2 separate regions of the Homo sapiens genome follow, and region 2 is linked to region 1. A link is a contact called in ENCODE Hi-C or POLR2A ChIA-PET data. All regions are on one chromosome and are shown on one strand. The core of a region is the stretch at or near the end of the contact, and the rest is flanking DNA. Distances in the headings are between cores, read along the strand shown.

Region 1 (7,193 bases), core at 3,086-5,585:
GATGAGGGTAAGTTAATATTAGGATGGGAAGAGCATCTCAACCATGACTAGTTGCTACCATATTTACATCTTATCATTCCTTTCTTCATACTAGGTTTTCTTTGTTTATGTTAGTCAGTCAAAGAACAAATGTCTCCACCGTGCATTATGGATTAAGAGAGAATAGATTTTCCCGTTTTCCATTAAGGAATCCAAATTTTTTGGAGTAAATATTTGTTTTTCTTTTGTGCTGGGATTATAGGTGTGAGCCACTGTGCCTGGCTTTTTTACATTATTAAATGAAGAAAAATGAAGAAATGAAGAAAAATGGATGCCCTTTAAAGTTTTTTTTGGTTTAAGTTTTTAATTTTTTGTTGCTACCAAAGATTTTTTTAAAGATTAGGAAACAAAAAAGAAGGAACCAAATCAGGACTGTTGTAAGGTGGTTGCCTAATGATTTCTCATCAAAACTGTCACAAATTATCTTTGTTGATGAAAGGAATGAACAGGAGCATTGTCCTGGTGGAGAAGGACTCTCTGATGAAGCTTTCCTGGCTGTTTTTCTGCTAAAGCATTGGCTGACTTTCTCAAAACACCCTCATAATAAGATGTTGTCATTCTTTGGCTCTCCAGAAAGTCAACAGACAAAGTGCTTTGAGCATCCTAAAAAACTCTTGTGTTTGCTCTTGACTGATCCACTTTTGCTTTGACTACAGCACTTACGCCTCTTGGTAGCCATTGCTTTGATTGTGCTTTGTCTTTAGGATTATACTGGTAAAACCATATTTCATCTCCTGTTACAATTCTTCAAAGAAATGCTTCAGGATCTTGATCCCACTTGTTTAAAATTTACATCGAAAGCTCTGCTCTTTGCAGCTCATCTGGATGCAACCATTTTGGCACCAGTTGAGTGGAAAGTTTGCTCAATTTTAATTTATCAGCCAAAATTGTATAAACTGAACCAATTGAGATGTCTGTGGTATTGGCTATTGTTTCTGCTAATTGTCAATCCTCTTCAATTAGATCATTCTTTTTTCCTCTCAAATTGATATTGGTGGTCTGCCACGGTGGGCTTCATCTTCAACATCATCTCCTCCTTTATTTTTTTTCTTTTTTTGAGACAGAGTCTTACTACATTGCCCAAATTAGAGTATAGTGACTATTTACAGGTGTAACCATAGCACACTACAGCCTTGAACTCCTGGGCTCAAGTGATCCTCCTGTCTCAGCCTTCCAAGTAGCTGGGACTATAGGTGCGGACCACTGCATCTGGCTGATGTCTTAAAACAAGTTATTCATGTGTAAACTACTGATTTGTTTGGGGCATTGTCCCCATAAACTTTACACAAAGCATCAGTGATTTCACCATTCTTTCATCCAAGCTTCACCATAAATTTACCATTTGCTTTTGCTTCAATTTTAGCAGAATTCATGTTGCTTTATTAGGGGCTCTTTTCAAACTGATGTTTTATCCTTTTTAGTGCTTCAAACTAGATCCTGTTCAGACGTGTTATAACAAGTTAGTATGAGCTTTTTTTTTTTTTTTTTAAGATGGAGTGTCTCTCTGTCACCCAGGCTGGAGTGCGGTGGCACAGTCTCGGCTCACTGCAACCTCTACCTCCTGTGTTCAAGAGATTCTCCTGCCTCAGCCTCCTGAGTAGCTGGGCTTATAGGCACATGCTACCATGCCCAGCTAATTTTTGTATTTTTAGTAGAGATGGGGTTTCGCCATATTGGTCAGGCTGGAGTATGAGTTATTTTGATACAAAAAAACTCCCTTGAAATCCATGAATAATTTTTTCATAGAATGCATTTTCCACGAACTTGTTGAAGATACCATGTTTAAAGTTTATAATTATAGCTGGGCGTGGTAGTGTGCGCCTGTAGTCCGAGCTACACAGGAAGCTGAGGTAGGAGGCAATCACTTGAGCCCCAGAGGTCGAGGCTGCAGTGAGCCATAAAAGCACCACTGTGCTGCAGCCTGGGTGACAGAGAGAGACCCCGTCTCTAAAAATAATAATAATAATAAAGTTTATAATTATGATAGGTTGTAAATTACTACATTTTTTCCATACCAGCTTCCTAAAAGTTGTAGAAGTCTTAACTTAAAGGAAGGGGTGATGGCTGTTTGGAGACATCAAATAAGAAAAACGAAGGAAGCCGCCTTATTTAGTCTTGTAGAAATCTGGTGCAATTAGTGAGTTCTTTATGAATGGAGACTTCTCTGCTGTGGGTCTGATTTTTATACATTATCGGACTGATGGTTTTTGCCATAATGACAGGTTTCATATTTGTGTTTTTCCTGGAGAACATTCTAAACAAGATGTTCTTCTGAATACATCTTTAGAAGTGATGGAAGGGCCCTAGACTTCATTAATGTTTTATTATACATCTAACTTTAAGTTTGATTTTGTTCTTAGATGAGGTTCAGTAAACTACTGCTGATTGCTGACACTTTTTTTTTTTTTGAAGACAGGGTCTTACTGGGCGCGGTGGTTCACGCCTATAATCCCAGCACTTTGGGAGGCTGAGGCGGGTGGATCACCTGAGGTCAGGAGTTCGAGACCAGCCTGGCTAACATGGTGAAACCCTGTCTCTACTAAAAACACAAAAAAATTAGCTGGGCGTGGTGGTGGGCACCTGTAATCCCAGCTACTCAGGAGGCTGAGGCAAGAGTAATCACTTGAACCCGGGAGGCAGAGGTTGCCGTGAGCCGAGATCGTGCCATTGTTGCACTCCAGCCTGGGCAACAAGAGCGAAATTCCGTCTCAAAAAAAAAAAAGAAAAGACAGATTCTTTCCATGTCACCTAGGCTGGAGTGCAGTGGCACAATCATAGCTTACTGCAACATCTAACGTAACTCCTGGGCTCAAACGTTCCTCCTGCCTCAGGCTCCTGAATAGCTTGGACTACAGGTGCGCGTGCCTTGCTTATCCTTTTATTTTTATAGCGACAGTCAGACTGTGTTCCTCTGGCTGGTCTGGAACTCATGGCCTCAAGCGATCCTCCTGCCTTAGCCTCCCAAAGCACTGGGATTACAGGTGTGAGCCACCACACCCAGCCTAGTGCTCTCGATATGTTCTTACAACAGGCTTAGTTAGGCCAACCAGTGGAAGTTTATCAACCATTTTCTTGCCTCTAGATATAGAAGGGACGGTTGAGTAGGTTACACATAATAGAACTCTTTGAACAATGGTGTTTTATTTCCTTTAATTCTTACATGTCCACCCTAATTGTCTTCAACTTATAAAATGAGAAGTAAGAAAGCAGGGTTGCTTTTATGGCATTTATGACAAAGTAGGAAAATTGCTTTTTTCTCTAAGTATGATTTCTGCCTTCATGCCTGGCAACACAAGAACCCCCCGACCTTTATTCCTTTTCTTTGGATCTACTATACTCATTTCCTTTTGCACTTCAACTTATTCTTGCTTCTACAAGTATTTTATCTTAGCATTGCCTGTGTAAACCATCTAAATACCAATACCTAGAAATAAAATTGGTGTCAAACTCTTCTTCTAAAATGCCTATCACCTTGGGAAACAATTCTCAAATACTTTTTCAGGATATGTGTACTACTTGTTTTGCACCACGGCTGTAATAAGAAAAAAATAAAAAGAAAATTATGTACTTCCTGACTTTTTTCCTTAAAAAATGGTGTTTTCCTTAATTGTTCATTATCAGCATTATATGGCCCTATTTTCTAGGTGAGGGAGACAAAAGATAGAACCCTTTCTCTTAGATGTGAATGACGAAGCAAACATCTGTGACTCTTGTTCTTTCAGATGATCATCTAGCACAGTATTGACCCTCAGACACAAATAGCACATTTATGGAACAAGTCACTTAATTTTTCTGTTCTCTGTGTGATTAAATAGTTCTTCTTCTGAAGTCGAGAAAATGCTTTCTCCTCAACATTCCATAAGGCCTTTGAAGCTAAAAGCTTATTCCCATAGAATAAGAAGTTAACACAGGGCAATGGCCTGGCTAAGTTTTTTGCATTTTTAGTAAAGACAAGGTCTCACTGTGTTGCCTGGACTGGACTGGTTTTGAACTGCTGGGCTCAAGTGATCCTCCTGCCTTGACTTCCCATAGTGCTGGGATTACAGGTGGGAGACACCGTACCCTGCCACACACCAGCAGTCTGTTTTAACAAGCCATAATAGGTGACTCGGATACACATGCATGATTGAGAAACACTAATCCATGGAAAAGGGCCTAAGTGACAACTATTAATAGATACTGCAGAATTTCTCCTTAATACACTGGTATTTCTTTTGCAGAAAATTGCAACCAGCTTAATTGGCCAGTAGAGGGCAGTGTTGGCATGGGTCTGACAGCACCAGAGGGTTCCCTTGCATTGAGACCTGGCTGTTTTGCCCAAGGCTGACTCACAGCACACATGCCTTCTCAGGTTCTTGCTACTTCTCTGCCAAGCTGATTTGCCTGCTGTGGGAATCTGACATCTCCTGGGGAGAGGGAATCAACAAAATAAAGTAAATTTGAATATCTTTATATCTCAGAGAATGTGATTAGTTTCTAAAAAAAAAAAGTGTGCTATTTTCGATGCTGTGTGTATTTCACTGAGAAAGTTTTCATTTCATGAAATGGGGGTTCTCTGGGGAAGTCAGTCAGTGAGAAAACACATTATAGCATCTTTTGAATTAGGACTTTTCCAGTAATGTGCAGTATGATTAGGGTCCAGTATGTCTTATCTGGCAGGGAAATATACAAGCCTTTTTTCTACTTGTCAACCTTATTGTTTTTAGTGTTGTTACGTTGTTTTTATTCTCTCCTGGGCTTATATTTTTAGATTGTGAGGTGTTGTATGTATAGTAGAATCCAGCTTCTCTTCTTCCTTTCTAACCTCTTCTTGCTTTCATTTTATTTTATTCTAGTAAAGTTTCTTGATCAGCCTACAGTTATTCTATAGGTGGTTGATAGATAAATTTACAGTTGGTCAACATATAGTTAATAACAGTGAGAATAACAATAGCTAATAACAGTGAGAATAACAATTACTATTTAGCACTGTACAGTTGACATCCTGTATTACTGCATTTAGTCCCACTTCCCAGGTGAAGCTTAAGTATTAGAAATGAGAAGGTTGCATTTGATCATTTAGTTAATAATGACAGCACAACCTGAACCCAGATCTTCTAATCTCACTTTTATTTTTATTAAACAATTAAAACAATATTTTTTAAATAGAGATGTGGTCTTGCTATATTGCCCAGGTTGGTCTCAAACTCCTGGCCTCAAGCAGCCCTTCCGCCTAGGCCTCCCAAAGTGCTGGGATTACAGACATGAGCTACTGGATCTTCTCATTTTAAACCCCTGTTCTGGCTGGGCATGGTGGCTCATGCCTGTAATCCCCAGCACTTTGAGAGGCTGAAGCAGGCAGATCACGAAGTCAGGAGTTCGAGACCAGCCTGATCAACATGGTGAAATCTCATCTCTACTAAAAATACAAAAAATTAGCCAGGCGTGGTGGTGCTCACCAGTAATCCCAGCTACTCAGGGGGCTGGGGCAAGAGAGTCTTGAACCCAGAAGGTGGAGGTTGCAGTGAGCCAAGATCGTGCCACTGCATTCAAGCCTGGGCGACAGCGAGACTCCGTCTCAAAAAATAAATAAATAAAATAAACCCCTGTTCTTTCTGTGAAACTATACCTTTTTCATGAACACATACTTTCTACTTGATCTAGTATCTCACTGATAGTTTTTAAAAACTAAAAATCCATTTTTTAAATTCAAATAGAATTATTAGATGTATGTTCAGGAAATGTAAAAGAATCTTGCTTCATTTCAATACAGAGCACAAACTGAGGGACTCTGCCACTAATTCACATGAGTTTGTAAAATATTTCACTTTCCTAGACAACTGTTTCACATCTACTCTCTGAAACTTCTGGCACTTGCTCTCCTGTTCATATTCATAAGTCATATTCATAAATTAATTGGCTTAATCAGAACAGAACTTCCACATGGTCCCACCACATATTTCCTCCTCACCTATGTTCATCTATGCCCTTATTGTCTGCTCTTTTTCTGTTATGGGTGAACTGTTCATGCTGTCACTCAGGCCACTGCTGTCACAGTTACCTCTTCTGTCTCCTGCATCATCAGTTCTTTTCTTTCAATTGGGTCATTCACCAGCATCAAACATACTATAATTTTTTTATCATTAAAAAAAAAATCCTGTCTGAATCTCACATCCATCTCATCTATCTTTTTGCTTTGCTTTCTTTTTTTTTTTTTTTGAGACGGAGTCTTGCTATGTCACCCAGGCTGGAGTGCAGTGGCGCGATCTTGGCTCACTGCAAGCTCCGCCTCCCGGGTTCACGCCATTCTCCTGCCTCAGCCTCCTGAGTAGCTGGGACTACAGGCGTGTGCCGCCACGCCCGGCTAATTTTTTGTATTTTTAGTAGAGACGGGGTTTCACCGTGTTAGCCAGGATGGTCTCAATCTCCTGACCTCGTGATCCGCCCACCGTAGCCTCCCAAAGTGCTGGGATTACAGGCGTGAGCCACCGTGCCCGGCCTGCCTTCTTTTAAAGAGACGTTTCTACTACCTGTCACCAATTCCTTTCCTTCCATTTCCTCTTGAATTCACTCTCATCAGACTTTAACATATGCATGACCCCAAAACTTCTCTTACCTAAAGTATAAGGCCTTGATGTTGCCAAGGACAAATCCAGTATTACTCCAGGGGTTTTGCCTGAGCAACTGAAAGGAAAGAATTGCCATCATCTGAGATGGGGAAAGCTACAGAAGGAGTAGGATTTGAAGGGAAGAGAAGAAATTTAGCTTGGGATATGTTCACATTTAGTTACCTGCTAGTCATCGAAATGGAGAAGATGGATACACAGATAAGGAGTCCGGAGTTTGGAGGACGGTTCTGGGCTGGAGGTTGATGTTATATAAAGCTTTTGCTAGAGTTGTTGTTCTAAAATCCTTTAAGATTGGATTTAGATGTAACTTTCCAGAACATTCCCTGACTTCTGTTCCCTTTCCCTTCTAGACCTCCCACTACCCCCACACCCTGCCAGCCTTTCTTTTCATCTTCCTCTTGGTAAGTGCTTTTCTTCCCTGAACTTTCCTCTTTCCTCTGTGGTACTTGTAAGATCATAATTAAGCTATTTGTTATCTTACACTTATTAACATGCTCTAGCACAGGAATAATATTTTGTTTACTGCCATATTTCATGGAGAATGAC
Region 2 (7,193 bases), core at 2,656-5,155, 120 kb before region 1:
GGAGGCGGAGGTTGTAGTGAGCCAAGATCTTGACACTGCACTCTGGCTTGGGCAACAGGGTGAAACTCTGTCTCAAAAATAAATAAACAAATAAAAAATAGGCCAGGCGCAGTGGCTCGTGCCTGTAACCCCAGCACTTTGGGAGGCCGAGGCAGGTGCGTTAGGAATAACGCTCAAAATCCTAAGGAAATTGAACACTTGAACAAAGGATCCTTAGCAAAGCAATTTTGTTTCTGTGCAGAGGGGTGCCTCCTTGGCCAGTTGCCATGAGAGCACACCTGAACAAAGGAGCATGAGAGCCTTTATTCCTGACACAAGTTCTGCCCCTGTACCCTTTCCCCATTGGCCGGGGCCGGGTCATACAATTTAAACTAATCCCGGTTGGCTAAACATTTGATTTTTTTTAGATAGGGTGGGCACGTAAAAGAAAGTGGAGAGGAAGGGTAAGGGGTGTCTGTAATGAGCTACAAAGTTAGTCCTCTTTCCAAATAAGGAAAGGAATGTGAGCTGGTACTGATAACGCCTGGTACTGTGGCGGCGTGCCTGGGCATCTAACAAAGGCAAAAAGGAAAAAAGGAGAAAAAGGAGAAAAAAAAGGGTGGGGGGTACTATGAATTAAAGAATAAATGATTGATCAGGTTATCTGAAGAGAAACCTCATCATATCCCACAGGTGGATCACTTGAGGCCAGGAGTTTGAGACCAGCCAGACCAACATGGTGAAACCTCATCTCTACTAAAAATACAAAACTAGCCAGATGTGGTGGCGCATGCCTGTAATCTCAGCTACTATGGAGGCTGAGGCAGGAGAATCGCTTGAACCTAGGAGGCAGAGGTTGCAATGAGCTGAGATCGCACCATTGCATTCCAGCCTGGGCAACAAGAGCAAAACTCCATCTTGAAAAAAAAAAAAAAAAAAAAAAAAAAAAAAAAAAAAAAAAGGCCACGCGCGGTGGCTCATGCCTGTAATCCCAGCACTTTGGGAGGCCGAGGTGGGTGGATCACCCGAGGTCAGGATTTCGAGACCAGCCTGGCCAACATGGTGAAATCCCATCTCTACTAAAAATACAAAAATTTGCTGGGCATGGTGGTGTGTGCCTGTGTTCCCAGCTACTTGGGAGGCTGAGGCAGGAGACTTGCTTGAACCCGGGAGGTGGAGGTTGCAGTGAGCCGAGATCGCACCACTGCACTCCAACCTGGACGACAAGAGTGATACTCCATCTCAAAAAAGAAAAAAAAGAAAAAGAAAAAGAAATAAACAAATCTTAAGGGTACTGTCAAAGAAAAGAGTCAAACTCAGTAAAATATTTGAAGAGATTTATTCAGAGCCAAATATGAGTGACCATGGGCCATGACAGAGCCCCAGGAGATCCTGAGAACATGTGCCCAAGGTGGCATTTGAAATGCTTGTTTCCCAGTGCCGTAAAGAAATAGCACTTGAACATAAATATAATTTCCTTAGTAAGGCCATTTTTACTTCCTGCAGAAAGGGTACACTCACCAGCAGTTTTGCCACGAGAGTACACTGAACAAAGGAGACAGGGTCATTTATAACCTGACACATCCACCCTACTGCTGTGTCTGGTTTCCACTGGCTGGAACGGGACCTCACATTCTGTATTTGTCCTGATTGGCTAGCAACTTAGAACTTTTTAAAAGAGGCAAAGGTAGAGGAGAACAAAGGAAGGAGAAAGTAACTTGTGGAATGCTAAGAAAGGTAAAAACACCTTGGAAGCTAAAAACATAAAGTACATTGATTTCTTTATCATGGCTAGCAGATATTTAAGAATGTTAGCACAGGTCTTTGAATAAATTTTGCTTCTAAGAGAAGTTACTATTTATTCCTAATTAAATGGGGAGGAAAGTCTTTGAAGAGGAACCTTTAGTTTTTACAGTGGTCAGGCCACAGACTGGTTTTTTTGTTTGTTTGTTTGTTTGTTTGTTTGTTTGGAGATGGAGTCTCGCTCTGTCGCCCAGGCTAGAGTGCAGTGGCTCAATCTCAGCTCACTGCAAGCTCTGCCTCCTGGGTTCATGCCATTCTCCTTCCTCAGCCTCCCGAGTAGCTGGGACTACAGGCGCCCACCACAATGCCCGGCTAATTTTTTGTATTTTTTTAGTAGAGACAGGGTTTCACCGTGTTAACCAGGGTGATCTCGATCTCCTGACCTCGTGATCCGCCCACCTCGGCCTCCCAAAGTGCTGGGATTACAGGCGTGAGCCACCGCGTCCGGCCTACAGACTGGTTTTATACATTTTAGGGAGACAGAAGACATCAATCAATACATGTAAGATGTACATTGGTTTGGTCTGGAAAGGCAGGACATCTTCAAGTGGCGGGTGTTTCCAAGTCTAGGTCATAAATGGACTTCAAAGAGTCTCTGATTTGCCATTGGTTAAAAGAGTTTGAGAGTTTATCTAAAGACCAGAAATCAATAGAAGGGAGTCTCCATGTTAAGCTAAGGAGTTGTGGGGCTGGGTGTGGTGGCTCACGCCTGTAATCCCGGCACTTTGGGAGGCCGAAGTGGGTGGATCACGAGGTCAGGAGTTCAAGACCAGCCTAGCCAACATGGTGAAACCCTGTCTTTACTAAAAATACAAAAAATTAGCTGGGCATGGTGGCACGTGCCTGTAGCCCCAGCTACTCAGGAGGCTGAGGCACGAGAATAGCTTGAATTTGGGAGGAAGGGGTTCCAGTGAGCTGAGATCGCGCCACTGCACTCCAGCCTGGGCAACAGAGCGAGGCTCTGTCTAAAAAAAAAAAAAAACAAAAAACACACACAGAGGGAACTTCATCATCATGTTACATAAAACTGGCCTGTTTTGGAATTTGGCTATTATCTCTCATTCTTCTGATTTCTCAGAAGGTCAGGTAAACAGCTTGGTTTCTTAACATATAATTTTAGCATGAGTAATTCTATTTTAGTTTTTTCCTTTTTTTTTTTTTTGAGACAGAGTCTCACTTTTGTTGCCCAGGATGGAGTGCAGTGGCGCAGTGTCGGCTCACTGCAACCTCCACCTCCCGGGTTCAAGCAATTCTCCTGTCTCAGCTTCCCGAGTAGCTGGGACTACAGGTGTCCGCCACCATGCCCGGCTAACCTCAGGTGATCCGCCAGCCTCAGCCTCCCAAAGTGATGGGATTACAGACGTTAGCCACCTTGCCCGGCCCATTTTAGTTTTTAGTCTGGTCTTTTGGGGCCTAGTGCAGGAGCTTTGTCCGAAACAATGGCTAACGTAGTGTTTTTATTAGCATCTGAAAGACTCGTGAGGGGAATCTGAGACAGTACATTTGATAAGGCTTCCCGAATTGTCTTTCCCTTTTGCAGCAATATAGTTATTTTAGGGGGCTGGGGTTCCCATTAAAGGGTTCTTGGCAATATTAAGTGAGTGAATATGTCATTTATCCTAAAGCCAGTCCCATATGGCTTGCATATGAAGTATATCAGCTGCTTCATCTGAGTGTTCTATTTGGCATTTGTAGGTGGAGCCAGGCAGTCCCCCTTTGCAGGGTAAACAGACCTTACCATGGCTTTTATCCAGTCCATCAGGCTGGCTGTTCCCTTGGGAATAACCTCCTATGTGTCTGTGTGTCGTAGAGCTATCTGTGATTGTTCCATAGTGAGCTGTGGGTCCTGTATCAACCCAAACATGCTCTTTCACTCTGCAGCACTTCAAACCAAAGATACTGCTCCTAAATTTGTTGCTCTCAAAATCCATTTTAGTAAAGCCTCCTCAGGAGCCTGATGATACCAATCTGCAAAATGAAACGCTTCCTTCATACTATCCCTCTAGTTTTCACAGTATCTTGGTTTTGCTGCTTCCCCGCATTGACTGCCTTTTTGGTAACCACAGGTCTTAGAGGTACTTTCTGTTGTCTCTCTATAATTTTTCCCTTCTGGGGGAGGCTTTGTGGCTTGTGGCCAAAGCTCAGACTAACTGAAAGCTAAACTTAGTCTAGCATCAAGATTGACCCAGAACTCCCTTTTACTTTCATTTTTAGCTATTATATATAACAGTAAACAAGGAATTGAAATTTTGTGTTTTTTTCTTATTAGTTTGCATTTCTTTTTTGTTGTTTTGAGACATGGTCTCATTCTGTCACCCAGGCTGGAGTGCAGTGGTGCAATCTAGGCTCACTTCAATCTCCACCTCCCAGGCTTAAGTGATCCTCCCACCTTAGCCTCCCAAGTAGCTGGGACTACAGGCCCGCACCACCATGCCCAGCTAATTTTTGTATTTTTGTTGTTGTTGTTGTCATTGTTTTGAGACAGAGTTTTGCTCTTGTTGCCCAGGCTGGAGTGCAATGGTGCAATCTCGGCTCACCGCAACCTCCACCTCCTGGGTTCAAGCGATTCTCCTGCCTCAGCCTCCTGAGTACCTGGGATTACAGGCGCATGCCACTACGCCTGGCTAACTTTGTATTTTTAGTAGGGTTGGGGTTTCTCCATGTTGGTCAGGCTAGTCTCAAACTCCTGGCCTCAGGTGATCTGCCTGCTGAAGCCTCCCAAAGTGCTGGGATTACAGGCATGAGCCATCGTGCCCGACCTAATTTTTGTATTTTTATTAGAGACAGGGTTTCACCATGTCACCCAGGCTGGTGTTGAGGAAATCCTGACCTCAAGTGATTCTCCCGCCTCGGCCTCCCAAAGTGCTGGGATTACAGGCGTGAGTCACTGCACCCAGCCTAGTTTGCATTTCTTTATCCATTTGGTAAACCTACTCCCTGGGAGTTGGATCCATCTCTAAATTTTATTGGTAACTTTTACCTTTTGTAACTGATTGTAGCACAGCTGATACTTCGTACCATGGGGGACCACACGGCCACCCAGGAATCAAAAGTTCCTCACCTCCCACCCTTTATCCTTTTTCTTCCCAAACTACATGTTTCCATGAGCAGGGCTGGTGTAGTAAATCCCACTTCTGACACCAAACATGACATTATAGGTGGAGGAACAAAAAAAAACAACCAAGTGATTTTTCCTATTCTCTTACTCAGCAGTCAACAATACTTCTGTGACCAGTGTACGGGAGTTTTTCCCCCCACACCAAGCAAGTAGTCCTTCAGCTGTGGACACCAGCTATATGTCCTCCAATTCAGTTTAATTCTGGCACTATCTACCCAGAGATAGAGTCAGATCCCATATGTTGAAGGTTTAGTATCCTGAATAGCTGGGATTATAGGCATGCACCACCACGCCTGGCTATTTTTCATATTTTCAGTAGAGATGGGGTTTCACCATGTTGACCAGGCTGGTCTCGAACTCCTGACCTCAGGTGATCTACCCTCCTTGGCCTCCCAAAGTGTTGGGATTACAGGCGTGAGCCACTGCACCCAGCCTAATTTTTTTTGTATTTATTTTTTTTGTAGAGAGATGGTCTCGTCATGTTGCCCAGGCTGGTCTTGAATGTCTGGGCTCTAGTGATCTGCCCATCTCTGCCTCTCAAAGCGCTAGGATTACAGGTGTGAGCCACTGTGCCTGGCCTCATTTGGATTTTTAATGGAGACTTCATTACATAGGCATGGTTGATTAAATAATTAACCATTGGTGATCGACTTAACTGTCAGCCTCTCTCCTCTCCCAGGAGGTTGGGGAGTGGTGCTGAAAAGTTACAACCCTCTAATCTGCCTTGGTCTTCGCTGTTACTAGCCCCCATCCTGAAGCTACCTAGGGGCTGCCAGCCACCAGGCAACTTAATAGTGTACAAAAGATACCACTCTGAATTCCAATAATTTTAGGAGTTGTATGCCAGAAAAGTGGGATAAAGACCAAATACAGTTTTACTTAGCTTAACAAGAGGGATGTGTTCTAAGAAATGCATCACTAAGTGATTTCATCATTGTGCGAACACCATAGAGTGTACTTACACATACCTAGATGATACAGCCTACTAAATACCTAGAATACCCAGGGTACAGGATGTAGCCTGTTGCTCCTACACCACAAACCTGTACAGCGTGTTACTGCACTGAATACTATAGGCAATTGTAACACCTGGTAAATATTTATGTATCTAAACATATCTAAACATAGAAAAGGTACAGTAAAAATATAGTATTATAATCTTTTTTTTTTTTTGAGACTGAGTCTCGCTCTATTCCAGGCTGGAGTGCAGTGGCACAATCTCAGCTCACTGCAACCTCCACCTCCTGGGTTCAAGTAATTCTCGTGCCTCAGTTTTCCAAGTAGCTGGGATTATAGGCAGCTGCAGTCATGCCCAGCTAATTTTTGTATTTTTAGTAGAGACAGGGTTTCACCATCTTGGCCAGACTGGTCTCGAACTCCTGACCTCAAGCGATTCACCTGCCTTGGCCTCCCAAAGTGCTGGGATTATAGGCTTAAGCCACCGTGCCTGGCCAAAAATGCAGTATTATAATCTTATAGGGTAGGGCTAAGTGGCTCACACCTTGTAATCCCAGCACTTTAGGAGGTAGAGGTGGGAGAAGCACTTGAACCAGGGGTTCAAGACCAGCCTGGGCAACATAATGAGACACCCTCTCTAGGAAAAAAACCAATTATCTATCTATCTATTAATCTATCTGTATATCTTATGGGACCACTGTCATATATGCAGCTTGTTGACCAAAACGTTGCATGACTGTGTATATTTCACAGTATCATGTTTCCAGTTTGTGGCTATTAAGAATAAAGTTGTGGATGGGCGCAGTGGCTCACGCCTGGCTAATATGGTGAAACCCCGTCTGTACAAAAATACAAAAATTAGCATGGTGGCATGCTACTGTAATCCCAGCTACTCAGGAGGCTGAGGCAGGTGAATCGCTTAAACCGGGGAGGCAGAGGTTGCAGTCAGCCAAGATTGTGTACTTTAGCCTGGGTGACAGAGTGAGACTCCATCTCAAAAAAAAAAAAGAATAAAGTTGCTATAAGCATTGTTTTTCAAAATTTTATTTATTTTTTATTTATTTATTTTTTTTTTGAGACAGTCTTGCTCCGTCGCCCAGGCTGGAGTGCAGTGGCGCCATCTTGGCTCACTGCAACCTCTGCCTCTGCGTTCAAGTGATTCTCCTGCATTCAAGCAATTCTCCTGCCTCAACCTCCCGAGTAGCTGGGACTACAGGTGGCTGCCACCACACCTGGCTAATACTTTTGTATTTTTAGTAGAGATGGGTTTCACCACATTGGCCAGGCTGGTCTCAAACTCCTGATCTTGTGATCCACTCACCTCGGCCTCCCAAAG

What was found. Hi-C counts contacts between places; a loop is a spot of excess contacts on that map. ChIA-PET counts read pairs that join two places held with the same protein, here RNA polymerase II (POLR2A). Pooled maps may share reads with other maps.
Region 2: a pooled map shows a loop between it and region 1 (2.6-fold over the local background). The contact joins two enhancer-like sites. A Hi-C loop is called at or near these places in 2 of 50 pooled maps. POLR2A ChIA-PET finds 5 or more read pairs at or near these places in 2 of 52 experiments (OCI-LY7 and activated naive CD4-positive, alpha-beta T cell).

The regions. Positions count from the first base shown.
Region 1 is chr3:47,987,238-47,994,430 of GRCh38, reverse strand. The region is part of intron 2 of MAP4 (microtubule associated protein 4); the gene reads left to right. Among named protein-coding and RNA genes, the nearest start is that of MAP4, 26 kb to the left of the region's middle. Within about 2 kb of position 4,335, at least 4 of the 41 ENCODE cell types and tissues checked have a DNase peak (open chromatin) inside an H3K27ac peak, as active enhancers do.
Region 2 is chr3:48,109,348-48,116,540 of GRCh38, reverse strand. No RefSeq gene overlaps it. Among named protein-coding and RNA genes, the nearest start is that of CDC25A, 75 kb to the left of the region's middle. RefSeq lists enhancers at 1-518, 2,147-2,646, 2,647-3,148. Within about 2 kb of position 3,905, at least 4 of the 41 ENCODE cell types and tissues checked have a DNase peak (open chromatin) inside an H3K27ac peak, as active enhancers do.